3 separate regions of the Homo sapiens genome follow, and regions 1 and 2 are each linked to region 3. The links are chromatin loops, found by intact Hi-C in ENCODE. Cell type or tissue: CD4-positive, alpha-beta T cell. All regions are shown on one strand.

What was found. Hi-C counts contacts between places; a loop is a spot of excess contacts. Peaks named below come from ENCODE experiments on the same cell type or tissue, not always from the same donor. Only the 100,000 strongest peaks of a DNase experiment are listed, where the experiment ranks them.
Region 1: it touches region 3 in a loop (9-fold over the local background); 3 of 110 quality-filtered maps call a loop at or near these places.
Region 2: it touches region 3 in a loop (7-fold over the local background); 4 of 110 quality-filtered maps call a loop at or near these places.

What each region holds. Positions count from the first base shown.
Region 1 is chr14:22,478,973-22,486,972 of GRCh38, forward strand. TRD-AS1 (TRD antisense RNA 1) reads right to left here and starts at 3,987. Exons shown (of 5, transcript NR_148361.1): 1 at 3,881-3,987; 2 at 2,269-2,386. It also overlaps TRA, TRAJ56, the pseudogene TRAJ55, TRAJ54, TRAJ53 and TRAJ52. RefSeq lists a silencer at 5,861-5,910. In CD4-positive, alpha-beta T cell, no CTCF peak of the experiment used is centred here; no DNase peak of the experiment used is centred here; H3K4me3 peaks cover 8,000 bases; H3K27ac peaks cover 1,041 bases.
Region 2 is chr14:22,492,676-22,500,675 of GRCh38, forward strand. It overlaps TRA, TRAJ47, TRAJ46, TRAJ45, TRAJ44 and TRAJ43, and 3 more genes. Among named protein-coding and RNA genes, the nearest start is that of TRD-AS1, 14 kb to the left of the region's middle. RefSeq lists enhancers at 1,246-1,295, 1,326-1,385. In CD4-positive, alpha-beta T cell, no CTCF peak of the experiment used is centred here; DNase peaks (open chromatin) are centred at 126 and 4,116; H3K4me3 peaks cover 8,000 bases; H3K27ac peaks cover 6,867 bases.
Region 3 is chr14:22,155,817-22,163,816 of GRCh38, forward strand. It overlaps TRA and TRAV29DV5. Among named protein-coding and RNA genes, the nearest start is that of TRD-AS1, 320 kb to the right of the region's middle. In CD4-positive, alpha-beta T cell, no CTCF peak of the experiment used is centred here; a DNase peak (open chromatin) is centred at 4,335; H3K4me3 peaks cover 649 bases.

The DNA.
Region 1 (8,000 bases), 320 kb after region 3:
CCTGATTTCCAAATTTTCCATTCTGTTTTATAACCCAGGTCCAAACCACAGCAGTCCCATTAATGGATTCCAGTGCAAAACAACTGCTGGTGTATTCCTACTACACGCAGGTCTCTGTTGTTTGCCCTCATGTGCTATTTTATCTAATAGCTGAGAATGACAGTACCAATGGAGCACTGAGTTAAGGAGTCAGACTGTTCGAAGGCTTCATTCTTCGTTATAATTGGTGAGATTTTCCATGGGACTAAGAGAAAATTGATTAACTCTCTGAGCCTCTATTTTCCTCCTCTGTAGAATGGGGGAGGCAGTTCCTGTTCCCATTTTACCACAGCCGGCGTGCTGTGAGGGGATGTTGGTACATTTCCAATAAGGGGACAATGAGTGTGAAGAGAAAGGAAGGCCCCAGGTGGTCCGTAAACTCTTCCACCAGTCCCACACTATAAACAGCTGGTTTTATCAGGGGGATTCTTGGATGACAAGTAAGCACTTAAGTAAATATCAAGGGGAGTCTGGGCAACTGAGTTTTTGTAGATCCTCGTGTCATTGTGTTATACTGGAGCCAATAGTAAGCTGACATTTGGAAAAGGAATAACTCTGAGTGTTAGACCAGGTATGTTTTAATGAATGTTATTTGTTTCCAAACATAAGCCACCATCCTTAGAAATTCAGTGAAAGATAACCGAATCTCCTGCCCAGTTATTAGCATCTTTCACCATGGGTCTTTCTGGAGAAAATGACAATGTGGGCAGCCCCTGACTGCAGCCCCTTTGGGACTGTTTCTTTAACACCTTTAAGTACTTGGGAATGTTCAGTGTGTTTTTGTTAATGTTGGAGATATGTGTCTGACAAATGGAATCTGAATTGAAGTTTTAGTGTGTAGGGGCAGAAAGCATTTAGAAAGGACAAAAGAAGGACAGATTAGACTAAAATACATACCAATGGCTGGGAGTATGCAATGCAACCCAATCCAAAAGGAAACAGTGAGATGTAGCCTGCTGATTAAACAACTGAGCCAGCACTCCGTGTCAGCTGACTTGTCTTCCCAAAGCTTCCATGTTGGTGCAATTAGGAAAAGAATTGTCTAATCCCCATAACTCAAAATCTTGGAGCCAAGCTAAATTGGGTAAAGCCGTGTAAGATTTTCTGGTACTGACACTGACTACAAGCTGATATTTAGGGAAAAGTTAAGATTGAAAGCAAATATTCAAATTAGTCAGAAAGACCACGAACTTCTGAAAACAAGCCCCAGGGTGCTGTTAACTGCTGCATTTCTAATTGGGTCCTCATGGAACATTTTCATCTCTGCCTTGTCTGAGCTTTCTGCACCAGAGAAGCCCCTTTTGATACCCACTCACTTCTGAGTCCCTCATTGAAAAGGTGGCAACTAAGCTTAGAGAAGGATTCCCTAATCCAAATGCAATACTTGGGGGAATATTTTGAGTATTGCTCCACCATTCTCAAAACAAACCTAATTTCAGTTAACTTGAATGTAGCTGAAATTTTGTTCCATGAGGGAATCTCTGCTTTCTATGATAATGCAAGCTCATTTCAAACAATTGTTTGGGATTTAACTTTTGCTCATAATTCCCAAAAGATACCAACTATTCAATGAGTATCTTAAAATAAAACTACTTTTATGACCAAATTATTATCCCCATTAGAATGGCTAGAATCAGAATGTCCTAGTATGTATTATGTGAACCCCATGCGACCTTCCTAAAGTTTCTTATGCCTAAAACAGCATAAGAGAGAAAAGCATTTCCACGCTAACCTGTGTGTTCACTGGTTAACAAAGGTCTAAAGAGCAGGTGAGTCAGCTGCTCCATTTCCAAACTGGACTGGACATTTACAGTCCTGCAGATACTAAAAATGATAATCAGGAAAAGCACACACAATTCTACTTTTTCTTATAATTCCCATCTTTCCCAAAGAACTGTTATAAATTCTCTCCCAAAGGTGTTATATTCATCCTTCTTTTGTTGCCTCTATTTGTGATGTGTACTGAGGTGAAATATTTGTTGAGATTCAAAAACCCCATGAGATTTAACTTAAGCTTTCCCTGTCAGAGAGATTCTAAGAGCTAAAAGATGGGAAGCTGGTATTTGGGAACTAGATTAAAAAGAAAATCCAAATTAATCCCAAGGAGCAAGGCTCAATAGATAGTTATTTAGACATAACATGTCCACCCTGCAAGCCTAGTTGCTCAGTTGACTGGGCTGCCCCTATCTTAGTCTTGCCTGGAAGAGAAATAAGTTGTTTGCCCCATACCTGTCTTGAGAAATGTCAGCCTCCAGACCTGAAAGCTTCTTGTGATTTGGTTTATTTCTGTAGAGTTTATTATTATACACAGTGTTCTTGAAGTAATAGAGAAGTGCATTAGAAGCTCCTGCAAATGGAAATGAAATGTAAATTTAGATTGTAAATACATGACTGCGGTAAATAGATAGCAAGAAAAAGGATGAAGAGATTAGAAATTTGCCACATTTCTCTAACCCTAAAGGGATGTTTCTATAAATAGTTTAAAACTGTTGAAGACGAAGGGGGAGGAGGAAGGAGAACAGAGGCAAACAGATTTTCTCCTAATCCTTTCCATTTGGCAAAATTAGAAATGGTTTTTCAATTAAATTTCCCTGAGCAGAGGAAGAAACCATGTCTGTTTCCACACTAAAATTCCTGTGGGTGGGAGTCTCTAGAGTTGATTTGGAGGATGGATCCCTGTTAGTGACAAGTGCTGGTAATGCTCCTGTTGGGGAAAGGGGATGAGTACAAAAATAAATCCAAGTAAGTGTGGAGGGACAAGAAGATCTCACAGTGCAGGATTTCCCCTGGATTTTCTGCATTGCCTTTTCACCTTTCCTGTCTTAGCACGACAAATTAGGTCCCAGATGAGCAGGCCCTCGCATTCAAACCGGAAATTTTAAGGAGGAAGCCAGATTAACTTTACTCGGGAGACCTAGTAGACTCTGACTTTAAAGATTCTTTTAATCCAGCTGTTTTTAGGGAGAGCTCTGTAAAAGATGAAAGAAATGTTTTAAAAAAAAATTAAAATTCTGTGGGGTGAAAACAAAGATGTTAAATATTTGATTGGCAAGGCAACTGGAAAATCTGGACCATGTCTACAACTGCTAAAGGAGGCTTTGTGAAAGAGAAAATGAGCAGCCCAAGGAGATCCTGTCCTAAACTTCTCTGGCCAGTGAAATTCGGGCCATTCTCTGCCACAGCCCTGGACTGCTAGGAGGGCAGATCATATGTCTTCCTCAGTGGGGAGAGGTGGGCCCTCGCTGGCAGTTTCTGTAAAGCCTCGTGCTGTGGTGTAATTCAGGGAGCCCAGAAGCTGGTATTTGGCCAAGGAACCAGGCTGACTATCAACCCAAGTAAGTATGACAGGGTGAAGCTACATGCAGCTGAGTACAGTCTTTTCCTTTCTAGACCGTGTCCTGCAAGCTCTCCTTGAGGGACGTATACTCATTTTGCATTGTCCTTTGTAGAGAAGCAGACCAGGAAAGACAGGAAAGCCCTCAAATTTCCACTTTTAAACACCTCCCTGTAAAAACTGTCTCGCTTCCCTCCCCTTCTACAATCAGTTTCTAGTAAATCAGAATCCGGTGAATTGATATGCAATTTCAACGAAAAAAAAAGCAGAGAAATAGTTACCCCAACAAGTGCAAAAAGTAGAAACTATCTGAGTACCAGCCAAGGGAAGATAATTAGGAAAGAAAAAAAAAGAAAGAAATGGATTACTGGAACCATGATGGCAGCTTAGTCACAAAGAAAATGATAAAAAAAAATTAAAATTAAATTTCAAAAACTTTAAAGATATATACATATATATATATCTATATATATATGATATATTGTCCTCTGGAACTCCAGCACTCACCTACAGCAGCTGCATTCTGGACTTATTATCAAATAACCTATAAACCTGTAGCTTAATGAAGAGTTGAGCAATCGTGACTATATTGACCCCCAGGACCCTTCTGCAAAGAGCAGCTTCTGTTCCTGTTTCTGTAAAGCCTTCTGTGGCTGTGAGAATAGTGGAGGTAGCAACTATAAACTGACATTTGGAAAAGGAACTCTCTTAACCGTGAATCCAAGTAAGTTTGAAGGGAGTGGGGGAAGGGGGAATTCAAACACTTCTGATTTAATTACTTGCCCCTCCAAAACATTCCAGCTTAGGTTCCAAATCTAATGTTTGTGCTGGGGGGATATGGTGCCCATCAGAGGGATTAGAACTCCACTGTACAAAGACTAAATTACTTTCAGCCCAAAACATTCCTATCATTCATCTTAAACAAGATTATTGGTGCAAGGAGAAAAACTGAATACAGAATCCTGAGGGATCCAGCTAAGGGTCAGGAAATGTTTGCCGAAAAGATAAAGAGGAAATTGGCATATCGTGACTACGCAAATGCAGTAGACCAAATATAAATTGTCCTGACTTAGATACTAACACTCCTCTTAAATTTATCGCCTGAAATAATGGAACCCTGCAACTTCATTAACTAATGCTGAAAATTCTATAAGCAGGCTCCTTTTCTTCTTTTACCTTCACTTTACCTCTCTGAAAAGAACTGTTCTCAATCCCCAGTCTGGTAACTGAGGTCCAGTCAGTTAACTGTCTGGTTAACTCAGGCAGAGCATTTAACCCCACTTTTTCTTTGGTTACCAAAATAGTGGATTCAGCCTCCACTTTACTTAGTTCACCTGAGAAGGGGAAAATTCATCTGTCCTCTGAGTCGTGAGAATAGAGCAGTACATTCTCTCCTTCAAATATACACCCACCCTTCCCTAATGGTAATGTGTGAGTACTTAGAAAAGTTTTTAAATGTTAGATATAAAAGTAAGGCACAGTGGTTGCTAATGGCACTTCTTGAAAATCTGCGCTGCTGGTGGACTTCTGAAAGTGGTGCTTATAAACTAAGGCTGGAGAAGACTGACTTGTAAAATTCAGATAAAATGAAAATGGGAAAAACTTATCAAAGGGCCCCGGTCTCCTAAGTGCCCTGATGTTGAGTAAAGGCCAAATGCCCCAGTTTTACTTACTCAGATCTGCTTTCTGTGATTAAGAAGAGATGCACACTAGAGAGAGGCACTTTGAAAAACACAGCCCAGGCAAAATTCTTAAAAAGACTGGCTCTGGTGGCGGGGCGGGTGGTGAAGGACTCAGGGACACCGTGCATGCAGCATTGAGGGAGTTAATGCAGACTTGCTAGCAGACAGCTTGGAACGTTCTGGGATAGGCCCTGCCTGAAGAACATGCAGTGTGGTTAGCCATCAAGTTCCCATGTGCAGAAGTGCCTTGCTCAGCAGGGGCAAAATCAGCACGTCTGTGGCAACAGCAACAATGAATAATATATGATGTTAAATCCCAGGGGTTCAGCAGTCTCCACTGAGGTCTTATCAAATTAAAGCTTCAAGGGGATTCATATGAACATCCCAGGAGACTCAAGGACTCAGTCGCTTTTCAGAGGGTGGGCAGCCAATGCTAGGGACCAGACAGTAGGCTTTTTTCTTTGGTTTCTTACCGGAAGCACACTAGGGCGGGGCTCTGCGGTGGGTTTTCCAGAATGCAGAGAAGCTGGGAGCCCCTCTCAGCACTTGGTCAGCCTCTTAGGGGACTGAGAACTGTAACAACTCCTACCTTTTAAAACATTGACGAGGTCAGGGTGTTTGACAGCCTAACCAGGCAAAGAAAATATCTGTGCAAGGCTAGCATTCTTCCAGAGCTCTGGACAGTAATCGTATGCCAGATTTTCCATGCAGTGGATTCTAGCTGCAGGAACTATATGGCAAGGCTGGAGTCCAAGGAACCCATGATTAAATTCTGTTTTCCTGCAGTAAGTGGAACACAGAGATTATTGCCACAGCAACACTTTGGGTGCCTGTCTGTTTGAGGACCTCAGCTGAGGGCAGGCATCTGGTTTTGCTTATGTCCTGCGGAGGCTGAAGAGAGGGTGGGAAGCCCTTTAGACAGTGAATACTGTGAAATAGTGAAGAGATGGGAAGGGTCGTTTGAATCCCTGACTGCTGTCCTTAAAAAAAATGGATACGTCTTCTTAGCTAAATAATAGCCTTTTTCTCTCACCCTTTTCATGATAGTAAGCAAGCTAAAACTTTAACCCTTTGTAACAAGTGGTTGCTTGAAGACATGACTAAACAGGCTAGCATAAATTCAGCCCAAAAAAAGTCTGAGTTAAGAAAACTAAATTCTATTAAAGAGGTGTCTGTTTTTCACACCCCTGGGGGACAGGGTTTGATCATCACCACATCATGAAACTGCCTGGATTTTGCTCTTCACATTTTTTGTGACATCCAGACACAGCCAGGGTGACTCCCAGGATTCCTGTGGTTGTGTCTGTTGGCAACAGAAGCATTATTTGGTCAAGGGATGAAATTTACAGGAACCCCAAGTAAATGTGCAAAAGCCTGCCCCTAATAGAGACCTCACTTAACCCTACCACTGTGGTCACCGGGCTGCTCTGTGAGGTCAGAACACCTCAGGTGAGACTGTGGAGTAACCAGATGTCCTGGTTTTCCTGGGTTTCAGGGGTTTTCCAGGACAAAGGTCATTCTTTGCTAAGCCCAGAATGATCCCCAGGATAGTTAATCACCGTAAGAAGGCACAGATAAAAACTTTTTTCTGTGAGCTACTACTTACATTTCACCAAATTCAAGACTGACAAAAAAACTACGTTGTGTGAAAGCTCAGTTACATGTGCCCATCATTTTTATTTCTTATGCTAGGGCATGAAGGGAAGCTCAGGAGATCCTGTTTCATGAGGCTACAGTCTAAATCTCATCTAATTCTAGTCATTCTCCAAAAAGCTGAACACTCTCCTCTTGTCTCCTTGTAATCAATTCATTGTCATCAGAAATGTGTGACACCTCGAGGGGAGGGGAGGACGTGTCTTGAAAACTGATCAGAGAAATTGTCCTGAAAATGATGCTGTAAAATGGAAATGAGACCTTTAGAAAGAGAGATGCTGAACATGAGAAATCAGTAAGCCTCAAGACAAAAACCAGAGGAAATGGAGAGAGATGGGAGGCAGGAAGCCGGACCTCGGGGGACGCAGCAGGTCAGTGTCCCAGGACCAGAGGTGGAAATGGTCTTCCAGCCTTTGGTGGGATGAAACTGAGCCTCACAGACCCAGGCCCCTTTGGGTGAGTTTATTCTCCCCAGAATTAAAAGAGGAGGAAGTCTGCGAGCTTCAGAAGTCCCCCTAGGGTTCTTGTAAAGGCCTCCAGTGCAGTGCTAATGCTGGTGGTACTAGCTATGGAAAGCTGACATTTGGACAAGGGACCATCTTGACTGTCCATCCAAGTAAGTGTAACAAGACACAGCAGTATACTGGAAATTCTGGAATGTCACCCCAGTGTCAGGTTTTAAAGAACCAGATATTGCTTAAAGTTAAGTGGTGTCCTCTGAGGTCCTTTCTCTTCTTTAACCTCAATATTCACAGATTTTCTTTTGGACCCTGAGTTGTTAGGTCTGTCTCCCTGCTGCGTGTACAGCTGACCTTGACCCTGGAAAGTCAGAATCTTTCCTGCTTTCAGTGTCTTCTCTGGAGGTGATGCCCTAACTTTTTTGAGGGGGAGGTCATCCTTTCCAAATGACTCCCCTGAGTAACCTGTTCTAATGTTTAGTAGCATTCCCTGTCAGAAGTCCTTCCTTACCTCAATCTTAAATTATTCTTGGTATAGCCGAGGCCGTTTCCACCAGCATCATCCACAATAAAGAGGAAAATTGAGAGCGGAGTTTGAATAGGTATGTGGTATTTGGTTCAGAATGGGTTTTAAATGAAAGTGGAGAGGGAAAAAATGAAACCTGAATGGGAATCTGAGGTCTTATTTCAAATCCCTCTCTGTTTCCTGTCTGTCATCTCCTTTTGCTTCTATAGATGCAAAACTACAGAGAGAGAGGCGGGGAGAGAAAGGATAGACAGAAATAAACATCCACTGTGTCCATTCCCTGTCACTGAAACCACCAGGCAAGGGAT
Region 2 (8,000 bases), 340 kb after region 3:
TTTACTTTTACAAGTTTCTGCAATTATCACAATGTCTTCAGCTTCTTGGGCAAATATCAACAGGTCCTAAATGCAAAGTGGAACAGTCCTCTGTTTCCAGAACCGAGTAGCTTAGCCCCGCCCCACACACCACCCATGCTCAACCACTGTTTTTGTAGAGGAGTTTGACGCTGTGTGGAATATGGAAACAAACTGGTCTTTGGCGCAGGAACCATTCTGAGAGTCAAGTCCTGTGAGTATAAAACACACTCAAGTCCCAACCTGGGTTTCATTGCATATTAAATAAACTTTTTCTGGCTGGGAAGTATTTGATTCTAAAGAAAGGAAAAGTGAAATTCCAAGCGCAACGCAAGCATTTCATTAGTGTGATTCATTAAGAATTTCCATGGGTTGCCTTCGAGAGCGTTAATCACATCCATTCACTGGTGAGACCCACAGTTTGAAAATTGAGTTAAATTTGAAAAAAAAATTGTCACCATCTCTGTAGACCACAGTGCTTGCTGTTTGGGTGTCTAGACTTCCAAAATGGAACCTCAATCTGTAGTTTCGAGCTTGGAGATTTATCCCGAGCCCGTGACTTAGAGATGTGTAAGAAAAGCTGCACACTGCTGGGCCTTGTAGGGCATTTGTGGGATCAGTGTCATGAAATAGCCTGGGTAGACAGGTTGGTGAGGAGACACTGGTGACAGGTGTCTGCCCTGTTTCTGTAAAGCTGCTGACAGCCGTGAGAAGAAAAGCAGCGGAGACAAGCTGACTTTTGGGACCGGGACTCGTTTAGCAGTTAGGCCCAGTAAGTCTGAGCAGAAAGTAAGATATTTATGCCTTTTCCTATTATTTGTTCTAGCCTGACATTTGAGTTGTCCTCCTTTGGATTCCAGATCAACAAACCATAGTGTCTTTTCATACTCCTTTTAATATTTGTGGCTAAGGGCCCTCCGTTCTTCCCATCTGTCCTACATGAGGGTCCTGTGGCCAGGTCCACATTCATAAAGAAGCCAACAGTGATGCAGTTGGTTGGCAGTGTGTCAAGAAACTGCAGTCATCATCTCCAGGGCCCTTACTCTGGTTATGTGTGTTTCAAGCTTTTATGCCAGCAACAGAGGAGAGGGAGAAGTGACCAGTAGCAATGACCAGGGCTATTAGCTGTACCTGGTGTCTGTGGGTTTCAGAGCAGCTGTGGAGGTTACGGGAGGTTCAGGGCATGAGTTTTTCTGGCAGAGGAGTTTATGTAAAGGGTTGGCCCAGAGTGTGTATTCAGGAGGAGGTGCTGACGGACTCACCTTTGGCAAAGGGACTCATCTAATCATCCAGCCCTGTAAGTGCTTTTGCCTGGGAGGTGGGGTTCAAAATGCAGTCCTCATGGGGACATTTCTAAACCTTGGCTCATGTGCTTCTGGTGCCACTACCATTTTTGGCACTATCCTACTTACATGGGAGGTTTTGAGCCATGTAGACAAGGAGGTGATGCAGTTTGTGCTTTGGAGGACTCCTGAGATCTGCCCTTTGGCAACTGTGTTTGAGTAGGAGTCCCTCATTGGAAAATCTGGATGCCAGCAGACAAAAGATATGAGCTTAGGATGGGTCACAAACAAATGGAGGCCACTTTGCCAGCAGCACCTTTGCAACGAAAATTGCTTTCATAGGAAATGTGGAAATGGCTGTGTAGATAGAGATTTGGCCATTTCTCCTTTTCTGTCTTTATACCCTCTTCTCTGCCTGACTTAGGGACCTTAAATTAGAGCAGTTATTAATCATTTGATTTCTCGGCCCCATCACTCATCAAGTATGACAAGAGGGATTCATTAAGATAAAACCCAGAAACAGAAAGGACAAAGAATTCAATTCTCAATGTCTTCAGAGTTGAACTTGACAACTCCTCAGCCTTAACCATCTAGTCAGCACCCCATGACCAACTGAGGTCAAAGAGGGCAACCAGCAGGTAATGTTAGTCAAGTGAGTATCTGGCCAGAGCCCAGCTGCCCTCATAGGAATTAATACTGTGGAGTTTGGGAAAGGGAAATGCATCTGTGAGGGCTCACCCAGGCTGCCCATCTGGGAGAGATCATGGGGAGAGTTCTGAGTGAGGGAGTGAACACCAGATGGAAAGTCAAGCAACAGGTTTCTGTTATGAAGCATCTCACAGTGTAAATACCGGCACTGCCAGTAAACTCACCTTTGGGACTGGAACAAGACTTCAGGTCACGCTCGGTAGGTAACAGAAACCGTGAGGTAACTTAACTGTGTGTTCCTTTAAAACAGGGGATACTGCAGAGGGGATATCCTGGCTGGATGTAGTCCTTCCTTCCTTCCAGTGGGAGGTGATCTCACTGAGGACACATACCTGCATTCAGTCAGTTCTTGTGCTATTTTTATACCTGTTACGGAGGCTTTCCTTTCCACCTGTGAAAACAGAACCTCTCTGCTCCAAGCTTCTTCAGTCTTTATTACCCTATGTATTTCCTTTAGAACAGTGGTTTGGGAATTAATTTATCATCAGGACTTTGTCTCTGATGATATCACTCTGGGCAACAAAATGAAAGGGCTCTCAAATAGAGAACAGAGAGTCCTGAATACTCGGATAACTTTTCCAGAGTGATATGTGTTATGCGTAATGGGATGAAGTGGGCTAGAATGACCTTCCAATGACTATTTTGGAGACACACTAAGGAAACTTGCTTAACATCCTATATCCTTAACTTGTTAGAACATTGGTGAAGTAAAGCAAAATCTTGACCCTCTAAGAACATAAACAAATGCCAACTCCTCTCCCCCAAAGCACTGCCATGTTTCATTATGTGCAATTATGAAACAAATACATGATAATTTATATGAAATTACATAGATGAGTAGTTTGAGTATTTTGACCCATGAGTAAGATGCAAATTGTAGAAGTTCTCAGGTAGTTCTTCATAAAAAGTTGTCCCTGAAGACAAATAGTGTACCTGGGCATAATTTGTTTGCAGTGTTGGTTTATGCACCATTTGGGGACCTGTTTGAAAGCTGATTATGTCCCAGTGTGCCAATTTGGGGTCTCAATTAACTGTGCTCAGTGCACTGATAAGTGCCCATATTTACAGTCTAGAAGCATGACAAAATGACCCCATTTCTGTAGGAAAAGGAGAATGGAACTGTGTGTGGCGTGGTACTTGTCAGTGCTGCTCCCCCTTGTCCCTGCCATGCTGGGAGGTGGCTGCAAGTTTTCCCCAGGAGGTTTTTGTTAGAGCATGTATTACTGTGACAATAACAATGACATGCGCTTTGGAGCAGGGACCAGACTGACAGTAAAACCAAGTAAGTTGGGGGAATGGGTCAATCTTAAAAGCTGACCTGAGTGAGCAATGGTGCTGTTCTGGGCAGTTTCTGTGGGGTTAAGACACTGCCACTCCCAAGAGGATCTAAGTACCTGGTTTCTTTGTGCCTGAGACCCTGAGCTGGTTGGAAGTCTGTTAGTTGATGAATTCTGGCAATCTTAAGGATTAGGTCAAGAAGAAGTAGAAAATTTCACTGGTTTCTTCATTGGCTTGGCTCTGGATATATAAAAATGCTAAATATAAGCCGGGTGCGGTAGCTCACTCCTGTAATCCCAGCACTTTGGGAGGCCGAGGCGGGAAGATCATGAGGTCAAGAGATGCAGACCATCCTGGCCAACATGGTGAAACCCCATCTCTACTAAAAATACAAAAAATTAGCTGGGCATGGTGGCATGCGCCGGTAGTCCCAGCTACTCAGGAGGCTGAGGCAGGAGAATCGCTTGAACCCGGAAGGCGGAGGTTGCCGTGGGCCGAGATCGTGCCACTGCACTCCAGCCTGGCGACAGAGCGAGACTACATCTCAAAAAAAGAAAGAAAAAGAAATATGGCTGAGAAAGTGGCATGGTGCTCCTGGTCCCTAAAGTAGCCCCTGGGACCTCAATGTTGACCTCCTGTGCTGGGTGGGATGTTTCTGCCCAACCTTGCTATTGTGCCTCTGGCACAAGCATTCTGTCAGAACCCAGTGTCCTAGGAACAAAACAGGGGATTTACGATCAAGTTCAGATCTATCTGCACAGCCAGCTGTTAATTTTAGAGAACTGTCCTGACCTTGCAAAGGAACTGGAAACAGAGGCTGCAAGGTGGGGAGACTTCCACTAGAGGGGAAGGTGATCTCACTTGCTCAGCCTTCCCCTCCATCCTTCCCACCTGTTGATTATTGTAAAGCCCCATAGGACTGTGTGAATTATGGAGGAAGCCAAGGAAATCTCATCTTTGGAAAAGGCACTAAACTCTCTGTTAAACCAAGTAAGTGTTGGGGATTCAAAGTCCTGATTTATCATCAGTACTTTGTCACTCTGGGCAACAGAATGAAAGGGCTCTCAAATAGAGAACAGAGAGTCCTGAATACTCAGATAACTTTTCCAGAGTGATATGTGTTATGTGTAATGGGATGAAGTGGGCTAGAATGACCTTCCAATGACTGTTTTGGAGACACACTAAGGAAACTTGCTTAACATCCTATACCCTTAACTTGTTAGAACATTGGTGAAGTGAAAACAAAAGCAGTAAGTGCAACTAAAGTGCAATGCAGAGTGAGTGAGAAGAGACTTACCAACTCCTTTCTCTGTGATATCTTCCCCCCACCTTCACCCTTGAACCCCACAGAATTGTTTCTGTCCATGCCCCTGGCTGTTCCCAGTCCAGACCAGCACGTCGTTCTGCTGGACATAGGAAAACTCCAGACTTCATAACATGTCACAGGGCCCCCTCCCTCAGATGGCAGATCTCAATATTGATCACCCACATCACTGTGGGGAGTGGTGACCTTGTCAGCAATGGTCTCATGGAAGAGGGAAGCTTTATTTACACCATCAAGGGCCCATGGATGACCCACAGTCTGTGTGACTGCTGTGTGATTGGTTTTCAGACATTAGCTTTAATAGGAATCATAGGAGAAGGGACATGGTGGCTACTGCAAGGGGTTTTTTGTTTAGGGAGAACGCACTGTGGAACTCAAATTCCGGGTATGCACTCAACTTCGGCAAAGGCACCTCGCTGTTGGTCACACCCCGTGAGTTTTTGTGGTTTACTAATTGTCCTCTCTGGAAAGAAATCCAATGGGACCTGTTGAAACACAGCTGAATTTAATTGCTATGCTTAGCATGCAGTTGTTAACTATGTCTGATGTGTGAGCAAGATATGAATACATGTTTCCCTGGAGGCTGGATTTGGTTATCAGGTCTCGGGGCAGTTTGATAAATTGTACTAATGCTGCAATCACTGTTTTTCAAAGGTCCACAAAGCACGTTGTGGCTTTGGGAAAGGCAGAGATAAGAAGCAAAGCTTTGTGATAGAGACAGAAACAAGGCCATGAAAAGGGAAGCTACCAAAGCAATGGCATAGCCAAGGAAGTGTGTCCTCAACAGATAAGTGGCAAGGACCCTGTTGAGTTGATGCTTGTGTTGTCTGGTAGAATTAAAAAATAAGATGAGTGGGCTGGGCACAGTGGCTCATGCCTGTAATTCTATCACTTTGGGAGGCTGAGGCAGGTGGATAGCTTGAGGTCAAGAGTTCAAGACCAGCCTGATCAACATAATGAAACCCCATCTCTACTAAAAATACAAAAATTAGCCGGGCGTGGTGGCGGGCACCTGTAATTCCAGCTACTTGGGAAGCTAAGGCAAGAGAATCTCTTGAACCCGGGAGGCAGAGATTGCAGTGAGCCTAGATCGTGGCACTGCATTCCAGCCTGGGTGATAGAGCGAGACTCCGTCTCAAAAACAAAAAGAAAGAAAAACAGAAAAATAAGGCGAGTGGACTGAGGACTCCAGTGAAGGGAGGGCAGCAGGAGTTCCAAGCTTGGCATGGCTTTCTTCCTCTACGAGAATAGCAGAACAATGTAACTTTCTCTAGAGAGAGAACAGAGCCCTTGATTTATCACATCAATGCTTCTGTTTAGGTAGCCCCCTTCCTCACCGTAGGGACAAAGCAGGCCCCCACATGGACTTCACCCCCTTAACTAGGCTGGCCAAGCCAACCCTATGGGAGAGGCAGAGAATCCCAGGACTGCAGAGGGCCTCCCCATGTCCACTAGATTATCTGTAATAAAACAGAATATTTATCCAAGTTGTGAAGCTGTGAGGGAGAGGGTAATCGTGATAGATTATAAAAAGCAATATTGAAAATTATACAAGCTGTCTCCACACTTGCAGAATTCAGTGTGTTTTTTGTTGTTATTGGGTTTTTTTCTGTTAGAATTACAGAAACAGGGGTGCTTTCCTGCAGGCACCCTGTTTGCAAAAATGTCTGCCATCTCACATTTCAGTAGTATTTCATCAACAATCTTCTGCACACGAACCAGCTGTGACAATAAGGTAATGGGGCTGATTTGTTAACAAATCGAGTTTATACATTTCAATGAGTGGCCTAGTCAAAACACTCAGCTTGAAGCATCCAACACTGTCCATTGCTTTCCCCCTCCCTGAAACCACCCTCAAAGGCCAAAACACTTTCTTTTTGTAGCATCCATGATGGCTTTATCTTTTAAAGGTGGATTTTACTCTTGATAATCAAAATCCTTTCAGAACCAAGGCTATTAAATAGAGGAGAGAATCGACTAGTTACTGATACTGTTTTGGATCCAAAAATAGATGTAACTATAAAATAATGTCATGGGTTTGTTTATGTGGCTCATAAACTGGCTCTCGGGGGGAATCCTAGATGGAATATTTCAGAGGGTTCAACAGTCATTTAGATGCTTAAGTCCTCATATGTTCACTAAATCAGACTCTTTAATTAATAAACATGCATAAAGATAGCATGAGATTGAAGAACTTTTGCAAACTCGGACCCAATAGAAGCAGTGAAGACTTTCTGTATGAATTAAGATATAATCCGAAATAAATTACTTGTAGAAAAATACGAGGTCAAGGCCTTTCAATGGGGAAAGTGCATGTAATGCCCCTTTTATTCATGGAGAGTAAAGCTGCTTCCATAAATGGTAACATTATGTTGGTTTATGTAGAGACACATAACACTGTGACTACCTCAGGAACCTACAAATACATCTTTGGAACAGGCACCAGGCTGAAGGTTTTAGCAAGTGAGTATTACAGACAAGACAGGCTGTATTTTAAAGGTTGTTGGTGTTCATGTTTGAGGGACAAGGGAAGGTAGGACAAGGGAAATACCCATGTAAACTGTGCAAGCTAAAATCACTGCTATCTGAAGCGGCAATTCTGGGTCCCTCTACTCTGGACAGGAGGGGCGAAGGAGAGCTCTGAGGCTTACCATGATGGACTTACTGCCGATTTCATAAGAATTGTATCCATCATTAGCAAAATGTTTATGACTTGAAGGCCTCAAGAAACTCCTGTTAACACAACAGGAGTTCTGTGTTCTTTATTCTTTTAAAACTATATTCTCACTTTACATTTTTCACTCATTTTTCTGCCTTTTTTTATGCGTCTCTCCTCTGTGCAACTCAATGCTTCATCTGGGCATTCATATTTTGAGAAATCATCTCAAGAGGAAATCATGTCCAGATCCTAGCATGTCACTCAAAGCTCTCTGAAATCTGGGCCCTTTCTATTCTCCAAATTTATTCCCACTGATTCCCTTTCATGAATGCTCTGCTCCAGGAAAACTAGGTATCTCCCTCCCTTGAATATTTACACATGCCCACACCTGTACCCTGTGTCCATACATCAGACATCCTGGACCCACCACCTAAAACAGGCTTGCACAGGTGACAAAATTTGGCCTCATCATCTCTCAGCCTTGAGACCCAGCACAGGCATCACCAGATTTAGTTTCATAGGAAGAGCATGAAAAATCATATCATTTTTTAATTAAGCAGGCCAAGGTAAGAGATCCATCAGACAAAGAAGCAAAGTAGGAAGGAGAGAGATGGCTTCTGTAATGGGTTTGCAAAGGAGAGCTCTGTCCCTGAAATAGCACTAATATAATCCAAGTAGGAGATTTACAGGCTGCATGTTTCTTGGTTTCCCTTTGGAGTGCTCCATTCCT
Region 3 (8,000 bases):
TGGTGCAGGTGCATAAATGGTTCCCCTGCAGATATCTGTGGGAATGGTATTACTAGGCAAAATCTATTGATTGATCAACTCTTTCATATATTATCATATCTCTCTGGATAAGAATGAGCAGAGTCCTCAATCCTCCATATCCAAGAGCAAGAAAGCACCAGTCTCACCTGTACTTCCTTTTCCACATCTTTTTTATGGCTTACTTTAGTACAGACAGAATCCTAGGAAATTTTCCATGATATTTTTTCTAACAGACTTAAGTGAAGATGAAAAGGAAGAGGGAAAATAGATGGCCTCTACTACCATGAAGGATGGTCAGAGCTTTCTGCATACTTGACCAGAGACTCAGCCACTTACCTCTATGCTGTGGAGACACAGTGCTTCCCAGGCACCTGAAGCCTGAAATCAGACAAGTACCTGCAATTCTAAGACTCAACAATAAGTTAGAGATGTCCATGTGTTTTGCTGTAACATGGTTTTGAGAAGCATACACTTGATAAATCAAAGTGATTTCATTTCCAAAAAAGATTCTGATGAATACTTACTCTAGTAACTATCTCTGTGCTAAACAGAACAATTCCTAACATCCTAATCCCTAAATCAGGGAATCAATGAGTCAGAAATTCTAGATAAAGGATCCCTCAAACTCAATGATAAGGCTTTCTGTCAAAAAGGGTATTTGCACCCCGAATGCTACTTATTCTTATCTTACATTATCTATGTATAAAGGAAAATCTTGAGAAAGTCAAACCAAAATGTGTCAAAAAAGACATGCTAAGCTCTCTAATCCTTCATTATTTTTTTTTCCAACTTCTTTTTTTTTTTTGAGTCGGAGTTTCACTCTTGTCACCCAGGCTGGAGTGCAATGGCTCAATCTCGGCTCACCACAACCTCCACCTCCCAGGTTCAAGCGATTGTCCTGCCTCAGTCTCCCGAGTAGCTGAGATTACAGGTATGCGCCATCATGCCCAGCTAATTTCTTGTATTTTTAGTAGAGACAGGGTTTCTCCATGTTGGTCAGGCTTGTCTCGAACTCCCAACCTCAGGTGATCTGCCCACCTCGGCCTCCCAAAGTGCTGGCATTACAGGCGTGAGCCACCACACCCGGTCTCCAACTTCTTAAAGTATTTTTAATTGTTCATTTTGCTCATATTCAATAGTATCTATATCATTTTCCTCTTTGTTATGTTTTGTGAAGGTTATTAGAAAAAAGCTTATTTCCAGTCATGAGTATGCTATGTCATCTTCAGCAAGTGAGTCATTTTATTTGTCCCTCATCTCAGAATCCTCATTTATAATGTGAAGATGATATTTCCCACCCACCACTACTCACAAGTTTGATACATTAATTATTCAACAAATAATTATCAAATACCTATTAGGTTCTGTAGGGAACTTTGAATAAATAAAGAGTTCTTTCCTTGTTGAATATATTTCTAGTGGGGAACACATTTTTATTATCAGTTCCTATAAAATAGAGAAGGACTTAACTGGCACAGTAAAGGGTATTATAAAAACAAACAGATGTCTGTTAAAGGAAGCTTTCTGGAGTATGTGGTGCCTCAGTTCAAAATCTGGCAATTTAATAGGAGTTAATCAGACTGAAGAACAAAAGCAAGTGGGGGAAGGTTCTCCAATTTGAGGAACAGCATACATATATAGGCAGGAAGCAAGGCAGATTATAGCAATTTTAAGACATAATGTATAATTTGCAAGTTATTAAATAATGTTCATAAGTAACTCTTATTTTATGGGAGACTAAATAAGAACCTTGAAATGAATCGTCTGTAAATCATAATATGGTAAGGTGAAGGATATGGGGAACAAAATTACTAAGCATATCTACATCCTAACAGAGCAGATAAAGATAACTGCACTAAGAACAAATAAAAATAATCATGCAACTGATTGATGATAAGAAAATGTTAGTTCTTCAGAGACCCTAATCCCTTTTAAGTGTGGAAAGTATTTCTAAATAAGTTGTATAAGATATGATAAATATGATACATAAATGTGATCCATTTTGACTATTAAATAAAGCTGAAATTTCCAATTTGATAAAAGTCTCCACTGATTCAAGGTACTCAGCAAACTCTAAACAGGGTAAATGTAAAGCACATGCACACACACACACATAAACACACACAGAACAAGAGAAATGCATACTTCTACACATCAGAGTAAAACTGCTGAAAATCAAGGAAAAAGAGAAAAATCCTTAAAATCAGCTTTGCTTTTGTTTTTCAAAGGGTCAATTTCATTTCCCTCAAGTTTTTCTGAAATCATGGATGAGTGAGTCTAGCAAATGCCCAGCCCTCTTCAGGAGCCGGGAAACATATGTGGCCCAGTTGCAAATTTGGGGACAGCTTATGGAGGCCTGAAGATCACTGCATTTGATCCACATAGGTAGACACCTGAGCAGCTGGGCTGGCCAAAACTAATTTGACATTATAGTATAGGCAAGAGAATGGCATGGACTCCTCATTCCAGTCAACCAAAAGCAAAGAAGAGGTGTTATTCTACTGGCTGAGATGATTGATGCTGCCTTTCATGGAGAAATGGTTTGCTACAATACAGTGGGGGTAAAGAAGAGTATGTCTGTGGAAACTCTTAATCCCACCATGAATGATGATAAAATTTAATGGAAAACTACAGCAACTCAATATAGGCAGGACTGCTAAGACATAGATCTTGAGGTTATCATCCCACCAGACAAAGAAATATGATTGCTGAGGGCAAAAAACAATAATGAATGATGGCAGAAGAATGAAATTGTGCATACTAGCTACAACCTCTTGACCAGTGACAGAAACAAGATCTGAAGTAGTTATGGGTACATCTTCCTTACTTTGATGTGTGTGTGTGGGGCGGGGAGGGTTAACAACCCATTCTTTTTATTTCTTTTATTCTTCTACTGTCTGCAATAGTATGTGTTTTTATTTGTTAGCTTTATGGCTCACTATAAAATTCACAGGTTATCAAAGGAGAAGTATGACTCAACTAGAAAAAGAATAAACTTCATTTAAAGATGTATAAAGTGACACAAGGGACCTTGCATTTTCTTTTGGGGAAAAGGTTAGCATCCTTACAATTTTATGGAAGAAATTGCATCCTATTAGGTAGAATAATTATTTTACTATTGTCTTATATGGAAATTAAATACCATCAAATGAGGTATGACCTAACGCAAAGTTTATAAGGAGGTACAAAATGGTGGTTTGTACTGGATTAAGCAGGGAACCAAGTTTCCCAGAGTTTCCTTTTTTGTATAGTAGCAGGATAAAATTGGCCAAAGAGTAATGTGTGTGAGCTATGGAAGGCAAAAGTGAAACAGTAGCCACTGCTCTCTGAAGCAGTCATTTGTCATATCTGACAAATAGACACGGATATGCCCAGCAGGTGCCAGCATGTTCTAACTCTGTTCCACTCCATGCCTAGCATGCCTTCCTGCTGACCAGTCACCTTCAGATGCCTGGCGATAGATGAATGGAGATGGTAACCACACAAAGGCAAGAGCTTCCTTAGACTTCTCCTTGAACTTCCCCTTCAAATCACACTTCAGCAGCTGCAAATGCTTGGTTTCTCAGATTAACTGGTTAGAGTTTCCTTCTCTGGCCCTCCCACAGCCCTTAGACCTTCACTTTCCTGTCTCCTTTCACAATCACGTAAAGCCAAATTCCCATAATTAAGCCCCTATCCCATACAACTCATGGTGACTTTCCTGCACTTGACGATACCCTGATTGATGCACTAGACAAATATAAATTAGTTCAATGGAAAGTTGTCCGTCTTTTAAAAATGTGTATCCAGATACCTATTGGGAGAAAGAACAATCAGAAATCTAGTCTTACCAGAAAAAGAGTAGACCTTAAAAGAACACATGTAGCAAGGTGAGTTGCAAGGGAAAGAAGAGAGGGAAGAAAGGGATACAGCCTGTGGGCTCCTGCATTTCCATGAAACACTGGGTGTAAAGAATCAAATTTACTGAACTTAAAGTATAATAATAAAAAAAATCTATCTATATATATATACAAAGAATCAGATTTATCACTATGTGAAGATGTAGGAATTATTTTTAATTAAAAAATTCTCATCAGAAAGAAATTACTTATAACTTTATGAATAATTTAACATATGTCAATCTAATTCTGTGTTGTTAAAGTAAAGATATCAAAGGAATAGCTCTACTCCCATGTTTCAGAAATTCCTGGTAGTATAACTGAGTAGTCTTTATTAGGGAAGACAGACTTCTCTAAACATATCTGGTGACTCAGTTTGGTGTATGCAAATATGAATATGGATATGCTATGACAAGTGTCCCCACCCCCTCCCCCAACTAATTTCCTGTGCAGAGACAGCTGTGTCACCCATCTCCACTGATTCTGCAAGGGACTTGTCATAAAAACTGAATAAGGCCAAGGTTCAGGCTCTTTAGAGTGGTTACTTCCCTAGGAATAGAAGTGTCAACGTGACTTTTATAACATGCTTTGAGCACGTTATAAAATTTGTAAATTGATAGGCTCATCTTCTGCTCTCCCACAAGCTCAAAACACTGTGAATTTTTTACATCTCCAGAATAGAACCTCTTGCTCTTGTGTGGCGGAGCCATCATCAGTTCTTTTAATGTTCACCACTCTCGGTAGATAAAAGTTCTATTTCATTCTAATTGTTCTATGATATGATTTAGAATCACTTTAATGACACAGTCTTCAGTGTGAGAACTTCTCTTGGTTCCAGCATGCATACCCCAGGAGGAGCAGAATCTCCTCAGGTCTAGGGGACCTAGTGGGCTGTAATACTCTCTCTTTCTCTCTCTTTCTCTCTCTCTCACTCTCTCTCTCTCTCTCTCTCACACACACACACACACACACACAAGCAACAAGGTGAATTCACCACAAATATAAAATTGTGAGCCACCAATAACCCACAATCAGCCTCAAAGCTTGCTGAAAAATCTCGCACTAACACCCCTCCCAAATAAAACAGTTTTCTGTAGCAAGGCATAGAGTCACTCATATCCAATGATTCAACATGGGGCTTGTGATGCATCTGTGCATTGTGTATTTTGTACTTTTGTTGTCTAAATGGTGAGTCTGTGTGCATGTGTATGAGAGCACGAGCGAGAGAGAGACTATTACAGACCACTAGGCCCCATGGACTTGCAAAATCAGCCTTCTTATACATGATTCATGCATGGATCCTCATGTTTTGCGTGTGACCACCCTTCCTAACATCAAGTCATAAATTTCCTACAGACAGATACTGAAATTCAACTATAATGAACGGAGTTCATTTGCTGAGCACTCTTGGCTATAATTTGTCTGTGTACTTTTAAAATTGCAGATACCTTTGTCCGGAATGCCCTTTTCCTACAAAGCCAACTTGTTAATCTTCCTTTATCTCTTAAGGCCCCAGCTGAAGGGCTCTACCTTTGTAGGGTCTTCCCTGACTCCACACTGCTAACCTCCTCAGCAGAACTAATGGATCACCGTTATGCTTTCCTCATAAAAACACTCATGTCTCGTGCTATGTTGTAAGTATATAGTTACACATTTTTCTTTCTCTTCAAATTACCAGGTATTTATGAATGAAGATTGTCCCATAACCATATTTGAGACTCTAAGCCAGGCACATTGCTAAATATTGCATAAAAACTAAATTAATATTGATTGATATATAAATACACAAATAAATCAATGAAAATTTCTTCACTAGAAAGTCTGAATTATATAGGTTTAAAGTATATAATATGCAACACAGACAATTTATCAGTTTCTCCTGAATCAATTATTTTTAATAGACTATATATATACATACATATGTATATATATACTATATGTGTATAGTACATACTATACATATGTATATATATACTATATGTATATACTATATATTATATATGCTATATGTATATACTATATATATTATATATATACTATATGTATATACTATATATATTATATATATACTATATGTATATACTATATATATTATATATATACTATATGTATATACTATATATATTATATATATATACTATATGTATATACTATATATATTATATATATATATACTATATGTATATATATTACATAGACATATATATTTTTTTTGAGATGGAGTTTCGCTCTTGTTGCCCAGGCTGGAGTCCAATGGCGTGATCTCGGCTTACTGCAACCTCCATCTCCTGGGTTCAAGCGATTCTCCTGCCTCAGCTTCCCAAGCAGCTGGGATTACAGGCAGGTGCCATCACGCCCGGCTAATTTCATATTTTTAGTAGAGACAGCGTTTCGCCACGTTGGCCAGGCTGGTCTCAAACTCCTGACCTAAGGTGATCCAGCCGCCTTGGCCTCCCAAACTGCTGGGATTACAGGTGTGAGCCATGATGCCCAGCCAGACTTAATGTATTAATGGACTTAAAACACTTTTAATAGAGGCATTTTAACTTTTCTGAGTATTTGTTTCATTATTCTTCAAGTGAAAATTCAAAATGTTTATTACCATAATAAAATATGCATCAAATATTATTTTATTATGTGTTATCAGTCCTTGCTAAAAATAATTTCAAAAAACATTTTGGAATTTAATCTCAGCTGAAATCACTAGTTGCCCTACTAATTCAGCATTAAAAGTACAATTGATTCTTCTTCCTTCCTCCATCATAGTAAACCATGGGGAAATACATTACCTGTGGACCAAGAGTGAAGATAAGCAGCTATGTTGCCTTTTTGGCATCTTCTGGTAAATTTCATGAATATATTGTCTATAGACTTTACAGGATTATGTCACCGTTTTTCTCTTTTGAAAATACAGAACACACTAAATGATCTCATTCAAGTTCCAATAGAGATAATTTCAGTTCAGAAGGTGATCTAATACAGAAGATAAATTTTGTTGTGCTGATTTGTGTTTTTGAGAGAGGTACCCAGAATTTAAATTTAATTTAATTATGTTGTGCTATTTATCATATAGAAAATATGGGCATATTTGAAGACCATATTAGAATTCAATTGCACTAAAGAGTAAGCTACGAAACTTCTTTGTGTTCTAAATTCATATCATTGTATTAAATAAAACATCATACCCATATGCGTCCCCAATAAGTATCAATCCTTATTAATGTTTTTAAACAAGATGTCTGCCTTAGTATGCCAGTTGACAAGGTGTCAGTCATTTGACCTTATGTAATTCTCTAATTTTCAGCTATCATTTTCTACTATTGCTGTGTGTGTGTGTGTTCTCTAAAAACTTTTCCTTCTCTTTCAATCTCTTGTTTTTTAACTTTTTATGGAGAAGGCATTATAAAATCATCTTTAGGAAATACAGAAACACATTTACAGAAACTTTCTACATTTGAACTAAAGGGGGCAGTGCTTCCTTTCATAAAGATAAATAAGCTTAGAGCTCCACACAGGTTGTTCATATGTAAAATGAAGGGTCTGTGGAAGGACATGAATAAAGCACAGGAGGTTGAAGTCAGATTTGCAGCTTTCTAGGCAGGAGATAAGACAATCTGCATCTTCACAGGAGGGATGGCCATGCTCCTGGGGGCATCAGTGCTGATTCTGTGGCTTCAGCCAGACTGTGAGTTGTGCATGGGAGGTTTGAATATAGTAAGAAAAGCTACAAGGAACACTACAAGGCTGGGAGATAATTGGAGAAGTTTTGTTTTGTTTTCCGGATCTTGATGGTTTCCTGTGGGGACATTAAAAATAAAACTGAAAATCTGTTATTCTCTTTCCAAACAGGGGTAAACAGTCAACAGAAGAATGATGACCAGCAAGTTAAGCAAAATTCACCATCCCTGAGCGTCCAGGAAGGAAGAATTTCTATTCTGAACTGTGACTATACTAACAGCATGTTTGATTATTTCCTATGGTACAAAAAATACCCTGCTGAAGGTCCTACATTCCTGATATCTATAAGTTCCATTAAGGATAAAAATGAAGATGGAAGATTCACTGTTTTCTTAAACAAAAGTGCCAAGCACCTCTCTCTGC